Linked DNA regions of Mus musculus: region 1 is linked to region 2. The links are chromatin loops, found by intact Hi-C in ENCODE. Cell type or tissue: left cerebral cortex. All regions are shown on one strand. Each heading gives the region's core, and the rest is flanking DNA. Links, peaks and the distances in the headings are about the cores only.

The links. Peaks named below come from ENCODE experiments on the same cell type or tissue, not always from the same donor. Only the 100,000 strongest peaks of a DNase experiment are listed, where the experiment ranks them.
Region 1: a loop joins it to region 2, with 2.3 times the contacts of the local background. A loop is called at or near these places in 4 of 42 quality-filtered maps.

What each region holds. Positions count from the first base shown.
Region 1 is chr15:68,641,647-68,657,006 of GRCm38, reverse strand. No RefSeq gene overlaps it. Among named protein-coding and RNA genes, the nearest start is that of Gm25987, 22 kb to the left of the region's middle. In left cerebral cortex, for the core only: no CTCF peak of the experiment used is centred there; a DNase peak (open chromatin) is centred at 6,383.
Region 2 is chr15:68,437,862-68,453,221 of GRCm38, reverse strand. No RefSeq gene overlaps it. Among named protein-coding and RNA genes, the nearest start is that of Mir30d, 100 kb to the right of the region's middle. In left cerebral cortex, for the core only: a CTCF peak has its summit at 7,702; DNase peaks (open chromatin) are centred at 7,766 and 9,726; H3K27ac peaks cover 1,335 bases.

The DNA of each region.
Region 1 (15,360 bases), core at 2,924-10,923, 200 kb before region 2:
CAGATGACTGGCTCTCTTACTGAACGCCTAAGCTCAGAAAATGACCCTCTAGCATCTTGCTGGGCGGGCCAGAATAAATATGCAGTGCTTTGTAGCTGCCATGGTTTAGGATTTGAGAGCCGCTTCCAGTACTCCTCCCGAATGCTATGTGGTTGAAACATAATCTTCAAAGTTTGTTGCTATGGGGCATTAATTTAAAGTATGTTTCAGATCCCTTCTCGGCCTTTTGGCTAAGATCAAGTGTCAAGTATGTTTCAGGAGCCTCTCCTCCTCCTCCTCCTCCTCCTCCTCCTCCTCCTCCTCCTCCTCCTCCTCCTCCTCCTCCTCCTCCTCCTCTCAACTGCTGCTATGTTCACAGTGTCCCTAGGAGCTGTGGCTCCTGCTCTGTACAATTTTCTCAACTTCACTGATACAGATTCCAACAAATTCAGGCTTCCACCACAATCCCAGATAGATAGATTATGTTTTATGTTCCGGAAGTTTTGTTCTTATTTTTGTTGGGGGGGGGTGGGGGACAGGGTTACCTGAGGGGTTTTAGCACCTCAACATTAAGGAAGAAAATTAAACACTTTGCCAAGATTAAATCATATTATGAAACTCCTGCCCCCAACTCTCCTAGAGGACAGTGCACTACTTCAGTGGTGACGTCACCCCTATAACTTAAAGCACTAATAATAGATGTTTTTTTTTTTTACCTTAGAATTTTCTATGTGTTAGCTGTGTACAGTAGTTGTTCATGTAAACCTGCCTCCACCCTACTCCTGAAGACCCTGTAGGGGTGATTGATAACTAGCGTGTCATTGTCAAAGTCTTGAACAACCATTTCTAGTCCTGCATTCACAGTATCTGTTTCTTGGATTCCATTGCCCCGTAGGTCTTCTCAGCCCTCTCTGCCTGCTAGATTTTCATGGATCTTATAAGTTTTAGCTTAACCATCACCTCCTGGTAGTCAGACTATCCTTGCTCTTACCTCATGGACCTATTATTCTGTAATAAGAAGTAATGTTTAATACTCTTCAAGTATTGTAACTGTGGTTTATTGTTATTTTATTTTGCATATCTTTGATTTATTTGAACATCCTGCCATATATTCAAATTTTCAGGATGTTTTTCTCTTTTTTGTTTTTCTTTCTTTCTTCTTCTTCTTCTTCTTCTTCTTCTTCTTCTTCTTCTTCTTCTTCTTCTTCTTCTTCTTCTCCTTCTCCTTCTCCTCCTCCTCCTCCTCCTCCTCCTCCTCCTCCTCCTCCTCCTCCTCCTCCTTCTTCTTCTTCTTCTTCTTCATTTTATTTTTCTTTAACAGAGTCACACTATATAGCTCAGGCAGTCTCAAACTTGAGACACCTTGCATTGCTTCCCCCATGCTGGGATTTCAGGTAAGTGTCAAGGCACCTACTAGAGGTGCAATTTTGTTGAATTGTTTAACTATATTCTCTTCACATTATTCCAAGTAATGATACCTGACCTCTTCTTGTTTATATTCAAACATTACTCACTCAAAAGAAAGTTTCTGCTCATTATACAATTAACGACACATATTCTGCTGTGTTGTGTTTTTTATCAGTTGTAAAAATTGAAACAGGAACTCTTTTATATGATGTCATTGGATCATGATGGGGCTTCACAGTCTTTTTTCAGGGATTTTTATGGAACTCATTGTCTATCTCCAAATCTTAACACACTCTACTGTATTTTTAAAATTTCTCAACAGCAGGAAACACCGCCAACTACTTCTTCAGAGTTTCTGTTACTGTTTTACTGGATTTCCTTCTATATCCTGGCTACACTTTCAGTCTCCTTTGCCAGTTTCTTCTCCCACTCTTGAATGTTAAGATTCCTGGACCTCAACTTCAGTTAACTTCCTCTCCTTCCCTGAACTTTCTCACCCAGTGTCTTAACAACTCCTGGAGTTTCAAGTATGATTTATCACGGATGCGTTCTATCAGTTGTCTTTCTAGAAACCACCTTTCCGTGCAACTCTAGACTCATGAATACTATGATCCACTTCATAGCTCCTTGTAGATGTCCAGTAGTCATTGCCGAAATTATCAAAGCCAAAAGGAGCTCATTCTCTTCTTCTGTTGCCTGATTGATCCCCTCAGGCTATGATAAAGAGAGTCCAGTGGCACATTATGGATTGCCTTGCATGATGAGAGATTATATTAGGTACCAAAGTACTCCCTTCCTAGTCTTCTGCATCTCAGTGAGACCACAGCCTTCTCCAGCAATTGTCAGTTTAGATACTGGCTTTCTCCTCTTCTGCACTTCTGTATCCAGCCCATTGGAAGGTCCTTCTAACCTCTAACCTCTATTGTAAGGACCTTCCAAGCTATTGACTTGTGTCCGTTTCCATTGACACACCTCGCATCCAAGGCCTAGCTTGTCACAGACTAGGAAGGTCACCTTCTATGCTTTCTCCCTGCTTCTGCTCTTATCTTCTTGAAATCAGTCCAGAAACAACAAGCAGTCTGATTAAATAAAAATTAAAGCATGTCACTCCTCTTCCCAAGCTCCTACAGTGATGGATAACAGGCTTCTTCTTTGTCCAAACCCCGGGCTGCTCTGTGCTTCCACACTGAGTACATCTTGACTTTGCCCCACTACTCTGACCTTGTACTGACAACTCTAGTTTCACCCAGTAAAAAAAAAGTCTCCTTTAAAAAAAATAAAAACCTTAATGTATTTAATGTATTTAAGTTGACATATTAATAATAACTTCAAGTATATTTTCTAAAATTGTCCTGAAGTTCAAAATAGAGTTTCTCAAGCTCACTGACAATCAAAAAAAGTTACAGTTGACCATTGGGAAACCAAACCAATTGGCTTAAACTGGTACCAAACCATCTCAACGTGGAAGTTAGGAGTTTTCACATGATGCCTCAGCTGTCTCTCATTTTGTTACTTTTTAGGTAAATTGTTAAAGGCATCATCCACAGCTTCCCATACAGAATTAACTGAAGTTAATCTGACATTTGCTCTAGATCTTCCCTTCAATCAGAGACAGACTATTACAGCTGAAGCTCCAGTCTTGGGGTCCTTTCCCTTGTATCCCTTTTACTTCCTCGACGTAAGACTCTCAACTTTTCATATGTGAAGGTATTGCTTCTTCCATATATTGTTATCTAAACACTTGACCTTTTTATTAGTAAACACTGTAACAAGCAGCTGAGAAAGAATCCTCTTACACTTAGATTTCAATCTCAGAGCAATTTTCAATCCACTGTCTGCCTGTCTTGGTGTTTGTTCTGTTGCTGTGATAATAAACTCTAACAAAAGTAATTGAGGGAAGAAGTGGTTTATTCTAGCTCTCATGACCATGTTAAAGTCTAAATTCGTTACTTTTCCACTGCTGTGATAAAACACTCTGACCTGAAGCAACTTAAAGAAGGAATGGTTTGTTTGGGCCATGATTCCCCAGGGGATCAAGTCCATCATAGAAAGGATAGCATGGAATGGGGGCAAGATCTGGAAGCTGACTGATGACACTTTTTTTTTTAATCTGTACATAGGAAGCAGAGAGAGAGGAAACAGAAACCGGAGCAAAGCTATATAATCCTCCAAACCCACCTCCAGTGACATACTTTCTCCAGCAAGCCGGTATCTCTTAAAGTTTCTATGAGCTCTCCAAACAACAACAACAACGAGGGACAAATGTTCAAATATATGAGCCTAGCTGAGGCATTTTTCATTCAATCTACTACACCATTCATCACTAGGAAAATACTGGCAATCAGGAGCCTGGCATAGATGGCTATAATGCATCCATACAGAGTCAAGAAGCAGATAGAAATAGTTAATGCACGCATGCCTATACTCAGCTAAATTTCTCTGTTCTTATCCAGTTCAATATCCCCTGCTTAGGGAGTGGTGCCACTCACATGAGCTGGTATTCCCAGCTCAATATAATATAACCATGATAATATATATAGATAATATATAGATAGATAATATCAAGATTAATATAATCAAGATACACCCCCATATGATAACATGACCTAGACAGTCCCTTATGGAGACACTCTTTCCAGGTGATTTGAGATTTTGTCAAGTTGCCAATTAAAACGAGCGACCACCTTCCCCAATTATTGGCTCTATCCTACATGACGCACAGAAACATAAATCACTAATCCTGCTTTCCTCTATTGTAGAAATTTAAATGTTATCTGTCTTACTATTTTTTAACAAGTGTCAGAATAAATTTTACACTTCATATTATGCTTTTTATAAATACCTGAATTTATTAGCCCAAATTACACTCACCTTGTTCTCCCTTTCTCCCATAAGTGCAACCACACTGTTCATCCTCTGGGTTGCTTTCATTCCTTGGATTCTTCTAACCTTTTTACCTTTGTGTGTTTGTGCCTTTGTGCTAGCTCTTCCCATGGCCGGGACCTTCTCTCTTATGGCTTTCACTGGATTGATGGTCTCCTTCCTCCTGTTGGTTAGGGATCACCTTAAGTTACATGGATGAAAAGTTGTTCTCTGATCTCCACCCCTTCTTCTGCTATTCTAGCTTACCCTTTCTAGCCTGGTGATGAGATACCATGACTTCATTGATAAACAAAAGGCTTATTGTGTTTCCCAGTTTCAGGATGTGAGTCTATGGCCTTCATGATGGGGGGAGCATGGCAGCCGGCAGGAACAACACTGGAACTGAGAGTTTATATCTTTATCTGCAAGTAGGAGGCAAAGACATAAATAAGAATGGGGTGGGCTTTCAAAACCCTAAATCCTATTCCCAATGACACATCTCCAAGAAGGTCACATGAACAAATCCTTCCCAAACAGTTTTACCAACTGGGGACCAAGCAATCAAATATATGGGCTAATAGGGGATGACATTCACAGTCAAGTCATTACACATTCCATTACTGTATTGTGTACACCCAAATCAGGACCACCTAAGCCTCTATATCAAATCCTACTTGGCTTGGTTTTGTAAACAAAGTTTTATGATAATTCAGTCACTCCTATTTACTCTACAGTTGCCTTCCTGATCTATCTGTGAGATGAGCCATAGTATCAGAGACCTTGAAGTCTCCAAAATCAAAAATATTTCTTCTCTGGCCCTTCACGGAAGCACAGCATCTGTATCACTAGACATTGTTCTGGCCCCCTTTTGCTAGGAATTAAGCTCCATAGAAACAGAAGCTGTCTCTTATTCTCTTAGTTCATCTGTGCTGCTCTAACCAACTACTATAGACTACAGGAAATATGTGGAAGAGATCTTTATTCCTCACAGTTCTGAAGACTAGAAGTACAAAGTCAAGTCCCTGACATTTGCTGAGAATTGCCCAAAATATACAAGATAGCCTCCTCCAGGGGGAGTGAACCAGTATCCTCCTTGACAGGAGGCAGAATAAAAGACTCCTGTTAAAGTTTTTTATAAAGAAACAGCATTAGTATATTCATGAAGGCAGATCCATAGAATGTTCCACCCTCCAATACTATTATTACATTAAGGACTGTTTCTAATACATGAATTGGGGCAGGTGAGACCATAGAACTCTGTTGATGTTTGTTTATTTATTTATCTGGTTGGTTGGTTTTGAGGGTTTTGCTTTTGCTTTTGGTTTTATTTTTTGAGACAGGGTTTCCTCTGTGTAGCTGTGGATGTCCTGGAATTCTCTCTCTGTAGACCAGGCCGGCCTCAAACTCAGAGTCTCATCTGTCTCTGTCTCCTGAGTGCTGGGATTAAAGACATGCACCACTACCACTTGGCTCCTATAAGATCATTCCTAAAAGAGCCTGGTACAACAGATATGCCCCTTCAAATATTCATACCAGGAGAATATAAAGTACTTTGAGGAAACCCTCTTTTAGACCTTTGATTATGTTTCACTGTGGGGAAGTCACAGCAGCCGGACATTGACATAGTTGATCATATTGCATACATACATACTCAAGAAGCAGAAAGTAATTAATGCATTCATGCATATCTGCACTCAACTTACTCTCTCACCCTCATACAAAATGTCTAAGGAATGGGGCCATCCATAATAAGCAAGACTTCCCATCTCAATTGACATAAAAAGACAATTCCTCATAGACATGCCCAAAGACTAGGATAATCTGGATTGTAGACAAAGTGACTATAGTCCATTGCAACTCCCAGACAGGAGTCTTTATCACTCCTTGACATGTGCCTCTGTCGTGTGACTGCAGCTCCTCCCACAAAAGACAGCAAAGCCTCTTCACCAACCCTTTACTTGATTTAGCTACAAGACAACCTCTGACAAATAGATAAAATATAAGCAAGTATGTGCCTGCTTCTTGTCTAAGGTCACGAGTTTCCATCATAACCACACAGGGCACATCAGAGAAGCCCTCTGTTTCTGGATAATAAAAGACTCCTGGAGCAGAACCAACCACATCAGCCAATCCCAGTGCATTCAGCTGACTCATGGCTAACACATAGATGAGGGAGCTAAATAAATGTTTCTTGTTGAATGCCACTGAGTTTTAAGTTGGTATATTATGGCTCAGTTGTAGCAGTTGGATACATGAGGTGTTGAACTTGGACAGCTGACACACATCTGTCTAAGAATAAACTCCATCCTCTCATAAATGGAGATGATAGTAATTACTGCTCTCAATGCTGCATCACAGCAGGTGTGAAAGCCACTTTGGAGAATGATGGCACACCAAGCATACACACACACACACACACACACACACACACACACACACACGCACACGTGAGCTGCAGCTTGTTATTCATTAGAGGATGCCACCAGTGCTTCTGTGGGAGAGAGTGAAATTGATTCTCATCAGAGAATGGGCTGGGGGGCTGGGCAGGCCCATCCATCAGTGGCTGAGACAGTTAATGAATTTGTGGCTTTGCCCTAAGCCACAGCCTGTCTGAGGTCACTCATTCCATAGAAAGTGAGTGAGATAGGTCTCAGGAACTAGCCCAGGACAATTCACAGCGAGAAATAGTGAAATGAACAGCATGGATTGGGAATAAAGACCACAGCATGGCAAGGCAGGGGCTTTTCAGAGACACTGACTTGCTTGCCATTGCATCACTTAGCTGAACTAAGTAAGAGGTGAATGAGAGAGGCTTCAGCATTTGATAAATTAATCAGCGAGGGCTGCGGCAAACTGCCCACTTAAATTGATAATTAGACGTTCTGAAAAGGCAAGGAGAAGGCTTTCATACGTGTTGACTCTGCAGCTTTTTACTCTCTCTTTTTTTTTAATCCTAGGAGTATTTTCTTTATTTGATAAAAGAAGACTGTTCAGATGTCAGAAAGTGGAGAAGATAACATCTTCACGGGGGAATCAGAGGCAGTTGTTGCCAGCTGGGGCACTGGATAGAAATATAAGACAGGAGTGTTTGTTCCAGAGATCCAAAGATCAACAAACTAACACGCATGTGTGCCACAGTCCCAGAGCATTGGGAGACTTTAGCCCAGAATATCATCTGAAAGGATAATTTCCAATTAGCCATCTTGACCAATTGAGATTTGGACCTTTGGAAGGCAGCTGATGGCTAGAGAGGGCTGCTTGACAGCAAGGCTTTTATTAGAATTTGTGATTCCATGGCAGACTTTCCTGTCCTCTCACCCTCCTGCCAGTGCTGCTCTGAAGAGCTTTCCGGTACCTTTTGTAGTTCCCTGAGGAACCTTAATGGAATAGTTAATATTATCAACTTAATAGGATTTAGAATTGCCTAAAAGACAAACCGATGGGTGTGTCTATGAAAGAGTTTCTAGATTAGGTTAGCTGGGATAAGAAGACAAATCCTAACTACAGGAAGTGAGCTATTCTATACGCTGGGTTCTAGACTAATAAATTTATTTTTATTTTTTTATTTTTTTATTTTTAGAAAGGAGAAGGTAGCTGGGTCATGGTACTGCACACCTTTAATCCCAGCACTCAGAAGGTAGAGGCAGACAAATGTCACAGTTCAAGACTAGCCTGGTCTACAGAATGAGTTCCAGGTTAGCCAGGGCTATACAGAGAAACCCTGTCTTGAAAAAAACAAAAATTCAAAACCAAAACAAAGAAAAAAAGAGAGAGAAGGTAGACTAAGTACTAGCACTCCTCTGTGGAGGTGGACTAAGTACCAGCATTCCTCTGTTTCTGCTTCCTGACTGAGGGTACAATGTGACAGATGCCTCCCACTCCTGCCTCTGTAACTTCTACTCCATGGAGGACTCTATTCCCTTAAACTGTAAGGCAAAATAAACCCCACTTCTTGTCAGGCATTTTGGTCACAACAGTAAGAAAGGCAAGTAATATAGTTCTAGGCCCTCCACAAAGAAAAGGCAGTTTTCCTTTTACATGTAAGGGGGTTAAAAAGAGAAAGCCATGGCCTACTAGGCAAACTGCAGCCTGGAAATCTTTGCTGGTCCCTTGGTCCTATCTAGAGCCAGACTGAAGCCACCACTTAGCATGGCCCCTGGCAGTGTTACAGGACAGCCCGAGTCAAGGAGAAGTGCAGCTTTCCTGCTTTCAACTGAGCTCCCAGGCCAGCCATTAAATATGGCAGGCTTAGCATTTCTCACTTCAAACAAGGCTGGAAGGTCCCCCGAGTCTCTGCCCACCCCCTCCTGCCCCCCTTCACTCTCTCTGTTCAGCTGCTGAATGAGACAAGGTCAGCAATTTCTAGCCTTTTGACAGAGCCTTATTTACCTGGCAGAAAATTTAAATGGAATTAGGAGAAGCAGGGGGGCAGCAATGTCATGCAGACAGGTGGAGAGGGCTTGCTTAGTTTTGGCTCATGATTCAGAAGAGACTGCACATCATGATGGTTAGGGAATGGCAGGCAGCTAGAGTATCTTGGATATCCTGCAAACGTGGTAAATCTCTCCAGCCAGAGCAGGAAGCAGAGAGCTTGGGGAGGAGGAACCAGAAAGCACTTTCAAGCCCTATCCTCAGTGACCTAAGTCTTCTAGCTAGATGCTATCTCTGAAAGGTTTCACAGCTTCTCATATCAGCACCACCATCTGGGGACCAAGCAAAGCACATGAGTCTGTAAAGCAAGTGGGCCATTTTAAACTCAAACCATAATGGACAGGAAAATGCCAAAAACATCCTTATAAACACTGGGAACTGTTTTTAGTGTTTATTTTTAACAACAAAATGGGAGAAAACCCTGGCTGGAGAGAAGGCTTAATAGGTAAAGTGTTTGTCATGTAAAATGGAGGACCTGTGTTCAGTCCCCAGCAACCATGTAAAAAGAAACAGTTGATTCCTACCTACTGTCATAGGACTGTAATTCCAGTGCCATGGGAAAAAGGCAGATCTCTGAAGATTCCTAAAGCCCATTGGTCAGGAATATAACTGAATCTGCAAACACCAAGGTCAGTAAGATACCCTGTCTAGAGAGCAAGCTGGAGAAAAATTGGAAATAATAACTCAACATTGACTTTTGGCCCCCGTGTTCATAGACCAACACAGAGATACACCATATCACACCATAACATTCCACAACCACACCACATACACAAAAGGAGAGACTTCCAGAGCAATACAATGTGTTATGTAGTATAATGACAAAATTTATTTTAAAGTATAAAATTGAGGAATACATTTAATCCAGTGGCCTGGTGATGAAGTTTTTAAAGTTCATTAAGGAAGTCTGCTTTTGTTAATGTTATCAAGCTATCTTCGAAAATATTCATAAGCAACCTGTGGAGAAGCCTAATTGGAGGTTTTTCATGAAAATGAAGCCTAAACTAGAAGTTCCCATCTGGGACCTTGGGTTTGCCCCTCACCCTGGCCTTCCAACTCAAAGAAAGCCTCCTTCATCACACACACACACACACACACACACACACACACACACACACACACACACACCACTCCGTCTGTGGCTTATGCTTTACCCAGCTCCATGCCTGTCTTAGGAGCCCATCGTTGCTTTAATATTAAACACAGCAAGCCCAGATACAAGTTGTTCCCCTTTCACAAAATCAAATTAAACTTTCATGAAGGCTCATGAGTTCCTCTGTGTGGTTTTCCCTTCAGCTTCCCCACAAGCCAATAAAGTCTCAATTAGATTAACCCCTTCCTCGCTCTGGGTGGGCATACTCATCTGAGAGGTGGGGGATGCCAGTAAACATGGCCCCTGTCAGCTCTCAGCAAACAACTAGCTGGAGGAAATATTTGCAAATCTAGTGTTCATTGCCTCCTCTGGGAGCATCTTCCTTAACAATCTCCCTGGTGCTAAGAGCCCTAACTCCTTTCAATTGCCTTCCTCTGACCAAACCGACCTCCTTTCTCACAGAACTGTCTTTGGGGAACAAATTAGGTTGTTAGAGATTCTAAACATATGCTCTAAATTCTCCCCTCAGTTTCTAACATGCAGCCACTTTTCCCCCTGTGAAATATGAGTGATGTCTTCATTACCTGTAAAACATCTCACTTCCCACCCCCTTTTTGGCTTGGCCTTGACAGTCCTAGTAACAGAAAACAAATGAAAGAGAAAGCCCACCAAGTTTATGTTCTCAAAACCACAAAAACCACTGCAATACAGTTACTCAGAAAGTACAGAGTGTGCCTGTGTGCCAGAGCTGGACAAATAATTAAAATTTAAAATTGACTCCCACAGCAGGAAAGCCCAGGTGAGTAGACAGACAGACAACTAACTGGGTAGTTCTAGGAGGCTGTTTTTGCAAGGAGGGGCAACTCATTGGAGATATTACCCGATAACGGGTCTATGAGCTATTTGGATTAATGGGAGGCATCATAGAACATCCAGAGAGCCAAGAGATTAGTGAGAGACCAATTACAGTTACAATGTGCCGATCTATCTGTTCTCTACAACTCTTCCTGGAGATGGTAGGCCTCCACAGTTTCCTGCTCTGAACAAAAGGGTGTAGTTTACAGTTAGGAATGGGCATGGCTATACGTACAGTAGCTAAAGAAACTATCCTCTCTACAGTTACAAAGAATTCTCTGAAAAAACACAAAAACCTCATTTAAACAAGTTAGATGTTCTGAAATGTGAAGGAAACAGGATCAACAGGAAGATTATGCTCAATGTAGAAGCAGAGTAACTGAAAAAGGAAGTTTCTGGTAGGATCTGGGTAGAAGCATTATGCTCCTGCTGCTTATGAATGGTACCAATTTGTTGGTAAGAAGAAGCTATACCAAATGTGTGTATTTATATTTACATTTATATATGTGTATGTACATATCTATGTATGTATGCATATTTGGAGGACTCCATAGAATGAACTACAACTTTTTGAACAAATTCATTCCTGCCATTACAGCATCAAAGACAAAACATCTATGCAGGTATTTGATAGGATATCTGCAAGAGGATTCTACTTGAAAATAAAACCCAGGCAAAAATCAAATGCATATCAAGAACCATGTAATGGCTCATAACTTTGAGAAAACCATTTATAGGTGCACAGTTTTGAAAAATAATTCAAGGTGGATTCTCCATATTCTTTCTCCACTGTCCAACAACAGATCATGCTTTCCTATATGTGTATTCTATCAAGCACTCTACAAAAGTTATATTTACAAAAGATAACATCCTATTTTGCTTTTCGGTTGCTGTGATAAACAATGAGAGAGAGAGAGAGAGAGAGAGAGAGAGAGAGTGTGTGTGTGTGTGTGTGTGTGTGTGTGTGTGTGTGTGTGTTTGTATGATGAGGGGAGATACTTGTGTCAAGGTATGGATGTGGATGTCTAAGCACAACCCTATGGAGTCACTTCCCTCTTTCCACCTTTATGTGTTTCAAAAATTGAACTCAGATGTCTAGACTTATGTGAGAAGGGGCTTTGCCTCCTGAGCCATCTCACTAACCTTTCACCACATTCCTTCATAGAAATTAAAACCACATATGTATATATAGAGAAACACATATAACATGAATACAAAAGGAAAACTAGGGGAGAGTCAAATTGGGGGATGAAAAGAGAGAAGCACAGCTCTAGCACCATATGTGCCGCCCACCACCAGGCCCCCAGTGCATGTGGCAAGGTTCCCAGCCATCAGCCACCCAGTTCAAAAGCTAGGCACAGCCCCTTCAGAGCTGCACTTCTCAGCCCAAACTGAGGCCCACATGCTTCACTGCACAGTACAGTCAGGACCACCATATTCACCCAGAGTGGCCTGTTGCATGTCCATAAGTTGACTGAGCTATAGTGTGGAGAGGCAGGAGACTTGGCAACATCCAGGGAATGTTTCTGATATGAGGGCTCACCCCTGAGATGTAGCCCTTCCTCTGATACTCAGCTCCAATCCATGATCTTCTGGCTCCACCCCTGGATGGTAGCACTGCTCCTGCCTACAACTATAGGTCTTCCCTGGCATAGGCCTGAAAGAAACCTACTACTGCTTCAACACCTAGACCACGTGAGGTCCAGCCAGAGCTCACAGGACACAGGAACCACAGAACAATCCTTCTGATTTCCATCTATGCACCAGAGCTCACCCTGTGCCACAGCTCTCCACACCCAAATCCTACCCTGAAGAAAGCTGGTTTTTCCAGGAGTGCTGAAACACCTAAGATCACAGGCTCAGAGGCTCAGAGCCTCACATGAGGGACAAGTTACAGTCAGAGACCACAAGACCAGCTAACACCATAGATAACCAGATGGCAAGAAGCAAGGGCAAGAACATAAACAACAGAAACCAAGGATACTTGGCATCATCAGAATGCAGTTCTCCTACCACAGCAAGCCTTGGATACCCCAACACACTGGAAAAGCAAGATTGAGATTTAAAATCACATCTCATGATGATTATAGAGGACTTTAAAAAGGACATAAATAACTCCATTAAAGAAATACAAGAGATCCCTTCCAGTCAGCATCAGCTCCGAGTCACCTTGGGCGCTGTACTGGCTAGTTTTGTGTCAACTTGACACAGCTGGAGTTATGAAAGAGAAAGGAGCTTTAGTTGAGGAAATGCCTCCACGAGATCCAACTGTAAGGCATTTTCTCAATTAGTGATCAAGGGGGAAAGGCCCCTTGTGGGTGGGACCATCTCTGGGCTGGTAGTTTTGGCTTTATAAGAGAGCAGGCTGAGCAAGCCAGGGGAAGCAAGCCAGTAAAGAACATCCCTCCATGGCCTCTGCATCAGCTCCTGCTTCCTGACCTGCTTGAGTTCCAGTCCTGACTTCCTTGGTGATGAACAGCAGTATGGAAGTATAAGCTGAATAAAACCTTTCCTCCCCAACTTGATTCTTGGTCAAGGTGTTTGTTCAAGAATAGAAACCCTGACTAAGACAGCATGGAGTCGGCGGACACCCCAAAGGTCCCCTAGAGAACTCTCCACGAGATCTTAGGACCTCTGGTGAGTGGAACACAACTTCTGTTCCAATCCAATTGTGTGGGACCTGAGACAGCATTAGGGAAGAAGAAAACCCGACCTGACTAGGGTCAAAACTCCCTAGTGATAGCACCAGGTCACCTGGGCGCAGAGTCATCAAACACCCCCAAGGTCCCTAGAGGACAGCTTCTGAGGCAGATCCCGTTTCCAGGTCCAGACAAATGGGCACCTTCCCTGACAGAAAAGAGTGTCCGCTCCACCTGGGAGGGTTTTGCCGGAGCACCTGGGGGAGACATCTTAGTTCCCGGATCCCGCGGAGACTAGTCTGCGCAGCTGAGAGTGTGGACAAGCCGAAGCTACACAGCATCTGGAACAGGACCTGTTTCAGGTCTTCATCTTTTGCAAGGAGGCAGGTCCCAATGCCAGATATCTGGGTACCTTCCCTGTAAGAGGAGAGCTTGCCTGCAGAGAGTGCTCTAACTACTGAAACTCAGAGGAGAGAGCTAGTCTCCCAAGTCTGCTGATAGAGGCTACCAGAATCATGAGAGGAACAAGCTCTAAACAGAGACAACTATAACTAACTCCAGAGATTACCACATGGTGAAAAGCAAATGTAAGAATCTTACTAACAGAAACCAAAACCACTCACCATCATCAGAACACAGCACTCCCACCTCGCCCAATCCTGGGCACCCCAAAACACCCAAAAAGCTAGACCCAGATGTAAAAGCATAACTCATGATGATGGTAGAGGACATCAAGAAGGACTTTAATAACTCACTTAGAGAAATACAGGAGAACGCTGCTAAAGAGTTACACGTCCTTAAAGAAAAACAGGAAAACACATCCAAACAGGTGATGGAAATGAACAAAACCATACTAGACCTAAAAAGGGAAGTAGACACAATAAAGAAAACCCAAAGTGAGGCAATGTTGGAGATAGAAAGCCTAGGAAAGAAATCTGGAAACATAGATGTGAGCATCAGCAACAGAATACAAGAGATGGAAGAGAGAATCTCAGGCGCAGAAGATTCCATAGAGGCCATCGGCACAACAATCAAAGAAAATAAAAAAATGCAAAAAAATCCTAACTCAAAACATCCAGGAAATCCAGGACACAATGAGAAGACCAAATCTATGGATAAAAGGAGTAGATGAGAAAGAAAAATTTCAACTTAAAAGGCCAGTAAATATCTTCAACAAAATTATAGAAGAAAATGTCCCAAACCTAAAGAAAGAGATGCCCATGAACATACAAGAAGCTTACAGAACTCCAAATAGACTGGACCAGAAAAGAAATTCCCCCCAACTCATAATAATCAGAACAACAAATGCACTAAATAAAGATAGAATATTAAAAGCAGAGATACGGGGCTCAAGTCCCTTCCGGCCGGCCCACTGCAGCACCGTGGTCCCTGGCGCGGGGGAGTCTGTGGACACCAACAAGGACCCACACAGGATCTGTCACGGGATCCTAAGACCTCTGGTGAGTGGAACACAACGTCTGCCAGGAGCCAGGTTCAAACACCAGATATCTGGGCACCATCCCTGCAAGAGGGGAGCTTGCATGCACAGAGTACTCTGACCACTGAAACTAAGGATAGAGCTAGTCTCCCAGGTCTGCTGATAGAGGAGGCTAACATAATCACCTGAGGAATAAGCTCTAACCAGAGACAACTATAACAACTAGCTCCAGAGAATACAAGATGGCAAAAGGCAAACGTAAAATCCTACTAACAGAAATCAAGACGGCTCACCATCATCAGAACACAGCACTCCCACGCCACCTAGTCCTGGGAACCCCAACACAACTGAAAAGCTAGACCCGGAATTAAAAGCATATCTCATGATGATGGTAGAGGACATCAAGAAGGACTTTAATAACTCACTTAGAGAAATACAGGAAAACACTGCTAAAGAGTTACAAGTCCTTAAAGAAAAACAGGAAAACACAACCAAAAAGGTAGAAGTCCTTATAGAAAAACAGGAAAACACATCCAAACAGGTGATGAAAATGAACAAAACCATATTAGACCTAAAAAGGGAAGGAGACACAATAAAGAAAACCCAAAGTGAGGCAATGATGGACATAAAAACCCTAGGAAAGAAATCTGGAACCA
Region 2 (15,360 bases), core at 3,968-11,967:
TGCTCCACTATGTTCATAGCAGCCTTATTTATAATAGCCAGAAGCTGGAAAGAACCCAGATGCCCCTCAACAGAGGAATGGATACAGAAAATGTGGTACATTTACACAATGGAGTACTACTCAGCTATTAAAAAGAATGAATTTATGAAATTCCTAGGCAAATGGATGGTCCTGGAGGGCATCATCCTGAGTGAGGTAACCCAGTCACAAAGGAACTCGCACAATATGTACTCACTGATAAGTGGATATTAGCCCAGAGACTTAGGATACCCAAGATATAAGATACAATTTGCTAAACACATGAAATTCAAGAAGAACGAAGACCAAAGTGTGGACACTTTGCCCCTTCTTAGAAATGGGAAAAAAAACACCCATTGAAGGAGTTACAGAGACAAAATTTGGAGCTGTGACGAAAGGATGGACCATCTAGTGATTGCCTTGTTGATTTTTGTCTTTCCGTCTGCCACAGCAACTGGCAAAAGGCAGCTTCTCCACTACCTTAGTTCCTAAGGGAAGCAAAGACTCCAGTGCCCATGATGGAGCAGATGTGAGTTATGTAAGCCACTCAGACACAGATCTACCCACCCCTAGGTTTACCAGGTTTAGAACAGCCAAAACCATGTCTACTATGACATTTTTTTCCTGACTTTCTGTGTCTGTATTTAAGAATTCCCTTCCATTGAGCCACTGAGCTGTCTTGTCCAAGATCCAGTAACAGTTAATCTAAACATTAGTAATTAACTAAAACCTTTTAAGTTCAACCTGATTATTTCCCCATAACTTCTGAATACATATGTGTGTACTTATGTGTGTGTGTGTGTGTGCACTTGCACACAGGATAAAGCTTTCCTTCTCCCATTCACTGTCTTCTCCTATGTTCCCAGTCACTTTGTGCAACCTCAGGTCAGGGAAGCCAGTGGAGCTCTGCAAGGAAACAGAAACATTCGCTCTAACTCACTACATAGCTCAAAAGCCTAAGTGGGGATGAAAAGCCAAGTCGTCTGACAGGCAAGAAAGATGCCCAGCTGAACAAATAGACCTGACAAGCTGGTTATAATCATGTCTGCCACAGCTCTTCAGCCCCAGGAAATGGAAGAAGACAGATATCCAGGCAGCTCCAGTCTTGGTGAAGCAAGCTACTTAGTGACCAAGGCAATCCTCTCACACATGTGTGCTTGCTAGAAAGGACTTCACTGGGTTGGCTCTTTGCCACACAGCCAAGCCCCAAAGCCAGGTTGAAGGAATAGGTCAAGATACATGTGCAAGAGTGTGGTGTGGTAGGTCTCTGGATTAAACAGGGGAACTCAATATGTTATTAAAAATAAACAAGTCCAGAAACTTCTAATAATGTTCTTAGCACAGAGGTCCTTGTGGGGAAGCAGGTAATTTAGAGATGCTAAAAAGTGAACAGTACATAATTGTCTGTCACTTTACTTATTATTTAAGAACAATACATACCCAAGCTCAGACCGTAACCCTTGCAAACAGAGGACCAATGTTAAGCTTTGTTCTTCCTCGTAGCTTATCAAAGTTTTTCTGTCTTACACGTAGAGCCATGTTGAAGTATAAATGTTATTCTTCCATTACATCACATTTTCACTCATCCTTTCTTTCAACATAAGTGGGGGAGGGAGATAGTTCCAACTGAGAAGTTTCTTGCTGCATATGCACTAAAACCTGAGTTTTATCTAAGTACCCATAAAAGAAAAGTCAAAGTATGGAGATGCATACTTATAAGTCCAGAACTGAGAAACTGGTTAGCAGCCCAGCTGAATTAGCAAGACTCATGCTGAAATATCAGATATTATCTCAAAAAAAAAAAAAAAGACAGAAAAGAAAACAGTTGAACCCCTCTTGAGGAATAAACCCCTTGACTGTTCTCTAACATGCACACATGCACATGCACAGACATGCATGTGCACAGACATGCATGCACATGCACACACATATACACTCACAAATAAACATCATGAATACAACCTTAATAGAATGATTTTAGATGAAGTAAATATGGCATAATCTGTGCCCATAAAGAATCTGCAGATAGTGCAGGAACATAAAATGTTGACCTGTGACCAGTAGCCTCCAAAAAGGGAGAGGAAGCACATTTGCTGGTCGTAACAAAATATCCATTAGGACAGAAAAAGAAAATGTTACAACTTTTTCCATTTACTTTTCTGTCGTATTTTCCAAGTTTGTGTTTTATACCTGTTTTATATCGCACAATAAAGTCCTAAGTGGCACTTGTAAATAATAAATAAAGTGACAGAGCAAGCATATATTTTTGAAGCAATGATCTGAAATATGTGTACTGACAAAATGTATAATCAAAACCCCAGAGGTAGCTATAGATTCTACATTTCCTGGTTAAGTGGACAGCGAGAGAAGAGCAACTGATCCGTCTTCATCCTCCTTCCAATGGAGTTACTTACAAAAGTAGACTCAAGAGAATTAAAGGTGCGGCAATACTGGAATCCAGAAATAATGTCCAATTATCTGTCAGAGCCCAGGAGGAAGTTCTACTAAATGGAAATGACTGGGGCCATGAAGCAGAACAATAATGCTAGAGGGTCTTGAGAAGGCAGGTGATTTCTGAACATCCTCCTTTCACACTCATACCTGAAAGCCAGCTTCTTTGCCAAGATGAAGCTCAGCAGGAGAACTATATTAAGTAGTGGGTAGCCTGATGTATAATGGCTTAAGACAACAATAATCATTTACTATCTCCTCATGGGTCAGAACACAGCAGCAGTGTGTTGTGGATAGAAATCTCTCAGATCCCTGTTGTTAGAAACTGGTACTATGTCATCTGTCAGGATGGATTGGGTTAATTCACAGGCCTGGTCAGCCTGAAAGCAGCATTTTTGTTTCATCTGTGTTCCAACCACCCCTCACCCAGATCAACTTGAATACCCTTACAACATGGCAGCTAACATCTCATGGAGAAAGGGATGTAAGAGGCTGGTCACTTGTACATTGTTATAATGCAAATACCCAATGGCCCACCTTCAAGGAGGAAAGATTTTGCTTCCTGATTCTGCTGGCTCTGGGCCTGTGGTAAGGACAAACCCCATGGCAACAAGAGTGGATGGTGAAAGATCTTCAGAGGGAGATGTCAGCAAGGACCAAGTATAAGAACCTAAGAAGACATGCTTCCAACTAGGCCCAACAGCCTAAAGCTTCATCATCTCCCAGAATCATGCTGCTACTGTTGTAATAGCATCAGGTCCTCCCAAGGACTTTTCATATGGAAACATGGGTCATCAGAATGTATTTTAGACCTACCCCCAGGGAATGGTACACTGCTACCTCCACCATATCCTATAAGTCACACAGCGATACCAGGTTCGATATGAGAATGAACTCCATGGGGCATGCACACCAGTAGGCAGGCTGCTTGGGCCATAGAAACCAATTAACATGAGTCATTTCACAAGTTGGTCTTCTTTCCATGTCTTCCACTTCCACTATGCACACCCTCTCTGTATGACTCTGTCTCCCAGTCTGTCTCTCCCTCACGTCCTCTGAATAACTCCTCCTCTTTCTCTTCGGTAACATGTATGTCTTCCATTGGTTTTTTATATGCTTACCTATTTTATAAGGATGTTATAAAGGTGTGTAAAGGATAAAATATTTTATTAAGTTTCACCTTGTAAGTAATGAAATAACAAATGGAAGACGCACACTTCGGTAGATCTTCTGGGACTGAAGAAGGCAACAAAAATGACAGCCACAACAGAGTCTTAGACAACATAGGGAAGCTAATTTTATTTTAGCCTACATGTATGTAAGTATACTCCATGTATGCCAGATGACCATAAGGGCCAGAAGAGTTGCCTTTATGGTTGCCCTGAAACCTAACTTACAGGTGTTTGTAAGCCATTGTATAAGTTCTAGGAACTGAACCCAAGTCCTCTGTAAGAGCAGCAAGTACTCTGAACTACTCTACTATCTCTCCTGATTTTATTTTTAAAGATTCTCCTTTATAGTCCCCTAAAACGTCACAGCCTCCATGGGCAGAGGTCATTGTCTTAAGAGCCAGCATACAAGGGACAAGTTGTGTGGATTTGTAAACCCAAGAGATGCTATCGTCTTTCCAGCTGGCAATAGATGAACTTTCCCTCCTGATGCCTGTCTATTTCAGCTAAGCCACTTCAAAGCAAAGATGACATTTAGAACCCACTCTAGTTTCGCTCCCTGAACCAGGAAGGGATCTTAATTGCAAACAACTTAATTCATCCCGACTCATCTATACCTGAGGGGAGCATATTTAAAATGGTTCAACAGTTCAGAACATATTTGTAAAGAGCAAGGAACTAGCTGAGTCTATCAAGTCCAGACTAATGGGGGTTTTCCAACAGAGGCACCACAACCATCACTACGCAGTAGCTGTAGATAGTAGAACCAAGGGGCCCCACCACATTTAGTATAAGAATCTTCTTGGATACAGGGAAATATCTCAGTGGAGAAAGATGCTTGCTGTGCATGGCTGGTGACCTGAGTCCCATCTCCAACAGAAGTATGGAAGGAAATAACTGAATCCTGAAAGTTGTCCTCTGACTTTCCACAAGTATGACTTGGCACATGCACACACGAGTATCGTACACAGTAATAAATAATGATAATGAATATAAATTAAACAATGTGTATGTTAAAAGAATCTAAAAGATCTTAGGATCTCCTGATCCTAAGCTTGCTTATTGCAAGCCTCTAGCAGGTCCAACTGACTGAAGGGACTCTGGTTCTCTGCCCCTACCCTAGCAGAAAGCAAGCCTGCGAATGCAAATTCCCTGAGTTGAGAAAGCAGGAGTCATGATGTGAAAAAGAATTAAGATATACCACAGCCACTGCGAGGATAGTGAACAGCTGCAAATGACATGTGTCAACTGCGGAGACAAAATGAGCATACAGGATATAAATTAGTGAGAAGGAGAAGGCATGGTACTCTCTGCCATCAGGCACCTACTCACACAGTGAGGAAATTACCACGACAGATACTGGTCTTGCTAGCATTGTCACTGACTGTCACTGGAAGTGTATGCATATGCCTACTATTGTAAAAGACATTCTCATCCGTCATCGCGTTTGGGCCTCGTGAAATCCTGTAAAACTAACTGGCTCAGAATTGGGAGCCGTGGAGAGAGCAAAGATGAGAGGGTACCAAGAGGGTCACCAAGAAAGAGCAGCACTAAGTAGCTAGGATACAAAAGAGGTAGGTAGCCCCCCACAGCATCCATATTTGCAAATTTACAGAGGCATCTCTGTGGTTTAGCCTGCATCCTTACAGAATGTACATGAACCTGCCTTGATAGGTAGCCATCTTTTTGTAATTTCTTTCACATAGACTACAGGAACACAAATGCTTTTTAGCTATCGAAACACCTTTAGGGCTGGGGAGATAACCTAATCAGTAAAGTGCTTGGCTTGAAGGCTGGAAAACTTGCATTCAACCACTTGTGATCCCAGTACTGAGAAGATAGGACACAGATCCTGGGGATGGCTGGACAGCCGGCCAAGCCCACCTGGAGAGTTCCAGGTTTGTAAGAGACCCTGGATAAAACACAGAAAAACTGGATGACAGCTGAGGAACCTGACCCAAGGTTGTTCTGTGGCTGCAAAACACACACACACACACACAAACTATGTGTGTTGATTTACTTTCCCTTTCTTTCTCATCAAAGCACACATGATTACTGAGCAAATCTCTAGTTAACCACAACCACAGAAGAGTTATTGGGTACTGTGGCCTTTGTCATTTTCTGGCCACCCAGACTCAAGCTTTCCTTCCTAATTCAGTGATCTCTAAACTGTACTACAGAAGCCCAAGGAGAGCAAATGATCCCACCCACACCCACTAGCTGGTTAGTCACACCCCGGGAGATTTGTCAGTCTTTTAAAAGGTAACATAAGATTGATTAGTAGTAACTTTCCTTACTCTCTCTTCCCTCCACAAGGCTGATATCATCAAAGTAAGAATGACTACTATAGGGGGCTGGCAAGATGGTTCAGCAGGTAATAGCACTGAAGGTCCTGAGTTCAAATCCCAGCAACCACATGATGGCTCACAACCACCCATAATGAGATCTGACGCCCTCTTCTGGTGTGTCAGATTTACTTATAATCAAAAATAAATCTTTGGGCCAGAGCAAGCAGAGACTGCTGACCGGAGCGACTGGGGCAGACTGGAGTGAGCAGAGGTTCTAAAAATTTCAATTCCCAACAACCACATGAAGGCTCACAACCAGCTGTACAGCTACAATGTACTCACATAAATACATAAATAAATAAATAAACAAATAAATAAATAAATCTTTGAAAAAATAATGACTACAATATTGTCATGACTTAGAGGGACATTATAATCAACAGACCATCAGCCATGATTTTATAATTTCCTGTCATAGGTCATCATGGAGGTACCAGAAGTCTCTGCGGAGAGACCAAGTTATTATCACATACTTCCATACTGTTCCTCTAACCTATGCACCCCTTCTTCCTCCTCTCCCTCCCTTTCCTCTCTCTCCTTCCTTCCTGCCCCACTTTTTTTTCCCATCCCCCCCCTGCTCCTCCTCCTCATCTTCTTCTTCTTCCTCCTCCTCCAGATTTTATGCCAAGTTGCAGGAAGAACAGGGAGAGTGGTCCTTTCCCCAGAGATAAGGCTCACCCGGACTGTTTCACCCAGACTGTCTGAGTGCCCATGAATCTGGACATCCACATTTGTCTTTCCCCCATGTGACCTTACAGCAAGCGTCTTCCCCAACAAAACCACTTAGAATGCTGGTTCCCCTATTGGCTGGATATGTTCTAGAGGGTAGAGAGAAGCTGCCTTCTGCTGTGAATGCACTGAGGCGCTCACTAGGCTCCCGTGGTAGTGTCAGATGCATTGTCACACAGACGGCCCTGATTAGACTGGAGGACTCATAAAACACAAAGACACAAAAGGAAAAAATGGACTTGTAGGGAGGATGTGTGTGCAAAACATGCAGGGGGATCAGAGAAGGTTGAGCGACTGTAATCAGAGCACAGTATGGTGTACAAGTATGAAAGTGTCAAAGAACAAATTAAATGAAAGTTGTTTTAAAAGAACATGAGGTTCCTTTGTGCCTTCTAAGTCTCTGGATTCTCAGGTTAGCCACTGATCAAATGTGACTTATTTGAATCTTTAAGTCAGACTCTGGATTCTAGTGAACTTGTGTTTCAACAAGAGTGTAGCTTATATGCTCCGTGCCACAATCGGTCTCTGTCCTAGATCACAGAGACTCAAAGACGAAGGCAGTTATCCGTTCTTTATAGGACTTTGTATCTGGAACGGGGTCCAACCTGTTTTAACATCCATCATTATCTTTACAGATACCTAGGAATCAAGCTACAAACTCTGGACATCACCAGTGTCCAGGCATGTGAATAAGAACATGAAGAATCAGAGAGGTAGGGAGGTCTCCAAAATTCTCATCACAATTTCCTCAATCAAAACTGCAGCTCAACTTGCAGAATCCCAGGCCAAAGCTTGTTCCACTCCATCACCCACCTGGCTGGGGCATAAGCAGTGTCGACATCATCTGTTTTCATTGATTTTTGCCAACTGGTTGGATGCTGAGATGCTGGCAGAATGACAAGTGCATGCCCAGTTAAGCCCAGCCGGGGTCACCTGCACAGCAACACAGTGGCTAAGAGAGAAAGCAGTCTTCTAGAGCCACCAGGAGCCACTGGAGGACAGGCTTGGAGCGCCAGGTCCAAAAAGAAATGAGAACAGCGGCAAGCGTGGGAGCATGCCCGTCTGCCTCTCCAGCGTGCCAGCCCCAGGAGCATATGGCCTGTAATTAGCCACCCAGGAACTGGTTATTGAGCCACAAATGGAGAATTACAGCTTCAGGTGGGAAACAGCAGCAGGAAACTGAGCCCTGGAAGACAGGGAAAACCCTATTTTCACATGAATGCCTTCAATAATCAGAGGCAGAAAGAGCCAGTGTTAGGGGTGGCAACGAGAAGGCTGCTCTGTGAAGTATAGGTCTGGAAAGTCTGTGAGGTCCCAGTCTTCCTGGTATCCCTCATAGCCCTTGGGAGTTGCAATAATACGCTGAAAGACCCCAACCTTTGCAACACAACAGAGTTCTGACCCCAGTGACTCCTGCTTTTCATGGCTGGGAATCCACTTGCCATATGTGAATTGATCCAAGTCCTCCAAAGGGAAGTCATTTGGCCTCTTTCTCCACAGGGCTCCATTCCCCCTCTACTCTATGTTAAGAGGACAGTTCAGAGTGGCTGCCCACATCTCACTCCAGAGGCCACCACTTCTTGTTCGTGTCCTGTCCCCTTAGACTGTCCCTTTGCTTGCCCAACTTTGTAAATTGGGACCAGTACTATAGGGAAAATGTAACTAACTCTTTGAAAGCACTAAAAACAATGTCTGAGAAGGCCATATGTGCAGATTGGGGTTAGTGTTCTCTCTCTTATTTTTAGATTTTCAATTGACATGCAAAAATTCTATATATGTATATATACATGTGTGTGTGTGTATATATATATATATATATATATATATTACCATGTGATAGTTCACATTACATAATAATGATAAAACGAGGGCAAATCTATCCATTCCTGTAATTGTGTCATTACTTTTCTGAGATGAAAATTTTCAGTGACCTTCCTTCTAGTCTTTGAAACCTCCAGTATATTGGCAGGATCTACAGTCACTGTGCGGTACAGTAGTGTAACAGATTTATTTGGCCTAGCTAACTGCTACTCAGTACCCATGAGCTAACCTTCCCCCATGCCTTCCACCCGCCTTCCCTCCTCAGCCTCTGGCAACCACTGTCTTACTCTCATCCTTCATGAGATCAGCTGTTTCGGAGTTCAAGGGTGAATGAGATCACAGGCTGTGTGACCTATCTCATCTAACACAGTGTCTTCTGTACCATTCATTTTGTTAGAATAAACAAAATCTTACTGTTCCGTGGCTGCATAGTAGTCCACTGTGTGTGTATGTTTTCCTCATTCATACAGCTGCTGAGAGATAAGCAGGTTGGAATAGGTTGTTTCTCTCCCTTTCTTCTTCCCGCTGTCCTCCCCCCCCCTTCCAATTTTCCTTTCTCCTTTTCTTTGGGGGCTTTAACTGGTTATGTTAGGTCTTACTGTTCTAAAACCTGCTGTATAGCCCAGGCTCAAATTTGCAGTCCCCTGTCTCAGCTTCCCAAGTATTAGAATTGTATACATGCAGCATCATACCGTGCTCACCTACTTTTTGGCTACTGTCAATGACTGCAATGAGCACAAGAGTGTAGATGTCTCAAAATGCAGGTTCTGTTCCCTGTGGGCATATATAGATATAGACATAGGCGTAGGCATAGACATAGATATAGATATTGCCAGGTGATGTGGAAGTCTAATTTTTAATGTTTTAGGACCTGCCACACCATTTGGCACAGTGGCTGTGGGGCTTCTATTATATTTCCCACTTTTCAGATCCCTCTAGCAGGGTAGCATTCAGAGCATGATACGTGGAGTTGACCACCAGGTTCCTTCCAGTTTTCCTCTCCCTTCACTCACATGTCCAAAGGCTCTGCTGTACATTCGATAACTCCACACTGAGGCCACGTTCCTCTCACCTCCACGCATCTATAATGAATCCCTCACTCAAGACTCAGATCTAACCATAGTGCTTCAGGCAGAACCACTGCTAGATGCAAGTGTCCGATCGTTCCTCTCAACTCTCATGATGAAGTGCCTCCACACTTAGCACTCTCCATCCAACAACTTATGCTCATGATCAGCACTACCACCTACTCCCCACATTGCATTAAACAGCAGAGACCCAGTAAACGGTTATGGAGTAGGAAATAAGATGGATAAAGAAGCAATGTTTACTCCACACAGTCTCCAGCTTCCCCTGAGAAGGTCTCATAACCCTCCACAGCCATTCTATGTGAGCATGACATCCCCCTATTCTCTTGCCAGTGGCTGTAGACATTACCCTAAGTGTTATGTCCTGGGAGACCAACATCAAAGGAAAGTGAGAACTCTGACAGGCCTTGACTGGCCAGAGAGGAAATGAAGGGTATAAAAAGAAATGTTGAGTAAAGACCCCAGCATCAACACAAATGAAGATGGCACATGGCATCCACATACTGGACAGTGAAACCTTTGACGACATCAGTGCATCAAAACTCAGGAGTCCCATCCTCCTCCCTCCCTTCCCACCATCCTCGTCAAACTTTTGCAAGGAATAATAACAAGGTTCACATCCCCCATAGGCACAGGTCAAAGACCAGGCTGGCAGGTATCTCCTCCACAACTTCTTCTCCAGGAGCTTTTCCCTCCTTCAAACCCAAGCCCCTTTCCCTTCTCACAATGGGTCTTGTAAATCTCTTCTTTTAAAAAATAATTGATCTCTTGGGCTGGAGAGATGGCTCAGCAGTTAAGAGCACTGACTGCTCTTCCAGAGGTCCTGAGTTCAATTCGCAGCAACCACATGGTGGTTCACAACCATCTCTAATGGGTATCTGATGCCATCTTCTGTGTCTGAAGATAGTGACAGTGTACCCACATATATGAAATAAATATGGCCAAAGCGAATGGGGCCAGAGTGAGCAGGGCCCAAGCAAGTGAGCAGGACCAGAAAAAAAAATTGATCTCTTTCCTAAGGGTTCCCAAATAAGAGAAAATTGTGTGTGGCTCATCATTCTTACAGAGCAAAAACAAAAGAAACATCGCACACCAATGTACCTATTAAACTGACTGAGAACAGAATCTGACACAGATATCCATGCCCTAAAGGGTCCATGGTCTACTTCTGCTGCTTCAGAACTGGGGGCATTGCGGGGGGTGGGGGGATAAATTCAGAGTACCCACCAGAGTACTTGCCACCATGGCTATGTGCAATGTCTTCTGGCACTGGATTCATCTCCAGTTTCCCCTTTTTCTTTCTAGGGACAGAATGTGATATCTGCTCCCTAACCCTGCCATACCACCACCCCCAGTATACCCATTCATGGCTCATTTACTCCAGTCTGGTATCCCACCAGCCCCAATGGGCTTTACCCCTAGTTCCTCATAATGAATCATGTGCAAGAGCCAGCCCTATTTTCCCCCTGCCTGTCTTTATCTGATCCACTGTACACTTGCCCAGACATCTGTTTCTACATAATCCACCTGCTGGTGCTTCTACAACTGACATACCTGGACACTCTATGCAGCCTCTCTGGGGAATGCCCCGACACTAGGAACCCACCATGTACCACCGGAAGGTAAAGATGGTGTTGTCCAAGGCCTGCCAGCTCTCCCAAGACTCACAAGCATTGCACACCTGCCTCCTGTCCAAGGCCGTCTGCCTTCTGCCTCCTTTAGTGAAACACTTCACCGCAGAGGGCAGCAGGCTTTATCTAAAAGATGTCTTAGGTTTTGCAGGGCACAGCGATTTACTATGAAGATTCTCAGTATTAATGCTGTGGTGCAAAAGCCCCACAGACAACAAAGAAGCCACAGAGATGCCTGTGTGTTTTATTCATGAGCAGTAACATATTAATTCTGCATACATTTTATATGCTACAATATTTTTTAATTTTTCTTTCAATCATGTAAAATATAAAGACATTCTCTCTCTCTCTCTCTCTCTCTCTCTCTCTCTCTCTCTCTCTCTCTCTCTCTCTCTCTCTCTCTCAAGAATTCCTAAGCCTTACAGAAAGAGGGTGAAGTCACATGGTTAAAAAATTAGGTACTAGATTTGTGGGGTAGATAATCAATTCCATTCTTGATTCTACATCTTCCTGACCCTCAAACATGGGACAAGTTACTTAAGACTTATGAGTTTGTTTTCTTATAAAAATAAAAGCCAAACTTAAAATATATTAGTGAGCCTTAACTGAGGTACAATATCTACAAGTACCTCAAATGACCAAGTCAACAGTAGAACAGCCATGACTCATCATGACAGAAAAACTGGAAACTTGAAAAACATAAGCTCACCAGAGAGATCCTGATTCTGAAATCAGAAAGGTCTCAGGTTCTAACCTCAGACCGAGCCACTTAGGGCTGAGTGACCTTAATAGAATTAAATGAACCTTCTGAGTTTTAAAGTCTTCATTTATAAAACCAGCATTACCATGCCACCATAGCAGGTTCAGCATATGCACACACACACACACACACACACACACACACACACACACCACCCCCAAATGCTTGGTGTTTTATATACACAAACACGTGCGCACTGATGCACACTCAAATAGCAGGCACTATGTATCCCAATACTAGCTGATCTTTTTCTACTACTCCCAATTTCGTTTTGCAGAGAAGGATCCAAGTTCTTTATGAGAAATGCATTGCGTCACTGTCTCCACAACACTTCTGATGGGTCCCTGTGCTCCATCCACACAGCACGTTCCCTCCTCCCACAGGGAAGCTCACTGCTGAAAACTAGGCCAGCCCTTTGAACCAGCTTCTTTCTCCCCACAGGGAAACCGCAGCAGGCAGCAAGCGGGGATGCTTTGTCTGATCCTTGGAGCTGCTCTTCCGGGTGTGAGACTGACAGGCGCTGTCACAGGAGAGAGGCCACATCCTGACACAACCCAGTGGCTGCAAAGTGTCAGGCTCCATCAGTTTTATGGGTCAGATTTGATCCCTGTTTACAGTCTGAGAGATTCTGATCTGACAGACACAGGTTGCATATGGACTGCAATAGTATACAAGGCAGTCTGAGAACAGGACAGGTTCTTCTTGTTGAGGAGGTCTCTGAACATGTCAATGAAATCTCTACGAACCTGAAGATCCAAGACGTGTTCATGGAGAAAGTAGGCTGCTAGAAATGTCTTTGGATTGTCTGGGTAACCAGACTCTGCATCAGGAGGCCAGGAAGAGCAAAAGTCACAGTACCTAGAATGCAGAGAGAGCTGTGACTGGCAAAGACAGAAAGCTATGATTAGTCACCATGTCTGGTAAAGGATGACAGAACCCAAAGTCAAGGCAAAGCCCAAGAGGTGAAGGCCTCTCCTTCCCTATGTACCCAGCACCACCCTGAACAGAACACTACACCAGGTCCGGCAGCTACAACAAATGACAGTTCAAGCCTTTAGGGAACTTGCTGTGTGAGCTGAGTTTGTCTTCATCTATAGACACTGGCCATTAGATGAGAGACAATTCATTTAGGGAAATTGGCTCGCACATTCCAGAGGCGGGGACTCCATCCTTGCATCATCTGCAGACTGGAGGAATCTAGTAGCAAATCCAAAACCTCAGAACTAGATTAGTCAAAAATCTGCCTCTCCATCTGAGATCAAGGATCTGAAGATCCTGGGAGTCACTGCACGAGCTCCTGGAGTTCCAAGCTTGCTGGGTCAGGAGTTGAACCTGTGAGTAAAAGAACACCCCAGAGGGGAGAGAGGGGCAGTGTCTTAGTCAGGGTTCTTATTCCTGCACAAACATCATGACCAAGAAGCAAGTTGGGGAGGAAAGGGTTTATTCAGCTTACATTTCCACATTGCTGTTGATCACCAAAGGAAGTCAGGACTGGAACTCAAGCAGGTCAGAAAGCAGGAGCTGGTGCAGAGGTCATGGAAGGATGTTACTGGCTTGCTTCCCATGGGTTGCTCAGTCTGCTTTCTTATAGAAATCAAGACTACCAACCAGCCCAGAGATGGTACCACTCACAAGGGGCCCTCCCCGCTTCATCACTAATTGAAAAAAAAAAATGCCTTACAGCAGCTAGATCTCATGGAGGCATTTCCTCAACTGAAGCTCCTTTCTCTGTGATAACTACAGCCTGTGTCAAGCTGACACAGAAAACCAGCCAGTACAGGCAGGGAGTAGCAAGAAAGCAAGCAATCTGCCTTCCCTTTGATTTTATTCTCTCTGGAACCCTCCACAATTGGATGGTTCCCAGTCATTTCAAGGTTGATCTCTGCACATGTTGTGGATACACCCAGAAATCATCTGCACCAATTTGTCCATACTCCTAAATCCAGCCAAGTTGACACATCAAATGAACCAACACAGAGGTGTTCACACAACCATGACACACATTCTCAAACCCACGTTACTGTGTTCATGGGCACACAGACCACCTGTCCTGAGTCCCTTGCAATATAAGATACATGGCTCAGTTCCTCATGATGGAGATATAGCCAAACCTGACCCAAAAGATGTCTGCTATGATGCTATTGGCTTACATACTTAATCCCCTCAAAAGAGTAAGGTTTTAAAGCCTCAGTCACTTGCCGACAGCACTCCTGATAGGCCCCTTTGCTAGTTGGGCCTGATGAGAAGTTATGTTATGAAGGAGAGTTATTCCTGAAGAATGATTGGCCCTCTTCTTCCTCTCTCCTTTTGCTTCCTGGCTGTCAGGAAGTGAGCACCCTCCTACATCACATGCTGCTACCATGATGTCTTGTCTCATCATGCACCCAAAGACAATGGAGCCAACTGACAATGGAAAGAAACACCCAAACTAGGAAACAGATTGTTTCCTCTTTTAACCATATTATTTCAGCTATTTAGTTAGAGTAGCAGAAACCTGTATATGTGGCCTGTTGCTCTACTTGATGAGCAAATGTTCTTTCACTGTGAGATGCTGGACCCAAAGTAGGGTCGAGCTCTGCAGAAGGGACAGAGGGAATCAGAGTTCCTGAACAAACACCATGAAAACTTACATGCTTTCTAGGAACATCTGCAAAAGAGCTGAGTGAGGAAAACTTTTAACATGTTCAGCCATTGAAACTGGGGAGCTAACTTGCCACAGAGAATCTCTCCTGACTAAAAAGCATGCTTAGAAAATACACAAGAGCAAGAGAGCCATAATCCTAGAGAATAAGATGGCCAGAAGAGCGAATACATATCATTTCCTGCTGAAGCATTTCAAGACTGCAGCACTCAACAGCCTTAGTCAGGGATGTTCCGCTCAAACATGGGCTATTATTGGATTTGTTTTCTCTTGTTCTCCCAGTGAGGCTGCCTGCTGGCCACTCCTGATCCTCACAGCACAATGATGTCCTCACATCTCTACTGTCCCAAAAGCTTCCAGATAACCCTGGATTGTTTCCCAAGGATCTCTCGGACCTGCCCAGGGTGACCTTCCTCAGCCCATTAGACATCCCCTGTCCCCATAAGCTTCTATCTGTGGCTCCCTCCAGTGTCCAGGTGGAAACAGAACCCAGCAAGGTTTAGCTCTCTGCTGAAAGATCAAACAGGTCTGGGCCCTCAAGTGCTGCTCAGGTGGATAACAGCCTACTTATGCCACCTCCAATGGTCCTTCCAACTGTCCTGGCCCTCTCTTTAGGCTAAGCAGAAAGCATATTGGCCACAGACTCTATTCCTTTTCCTCTTCTCGAATCCTTAATCCAGATATTACCATGTGCCTTTAACTAA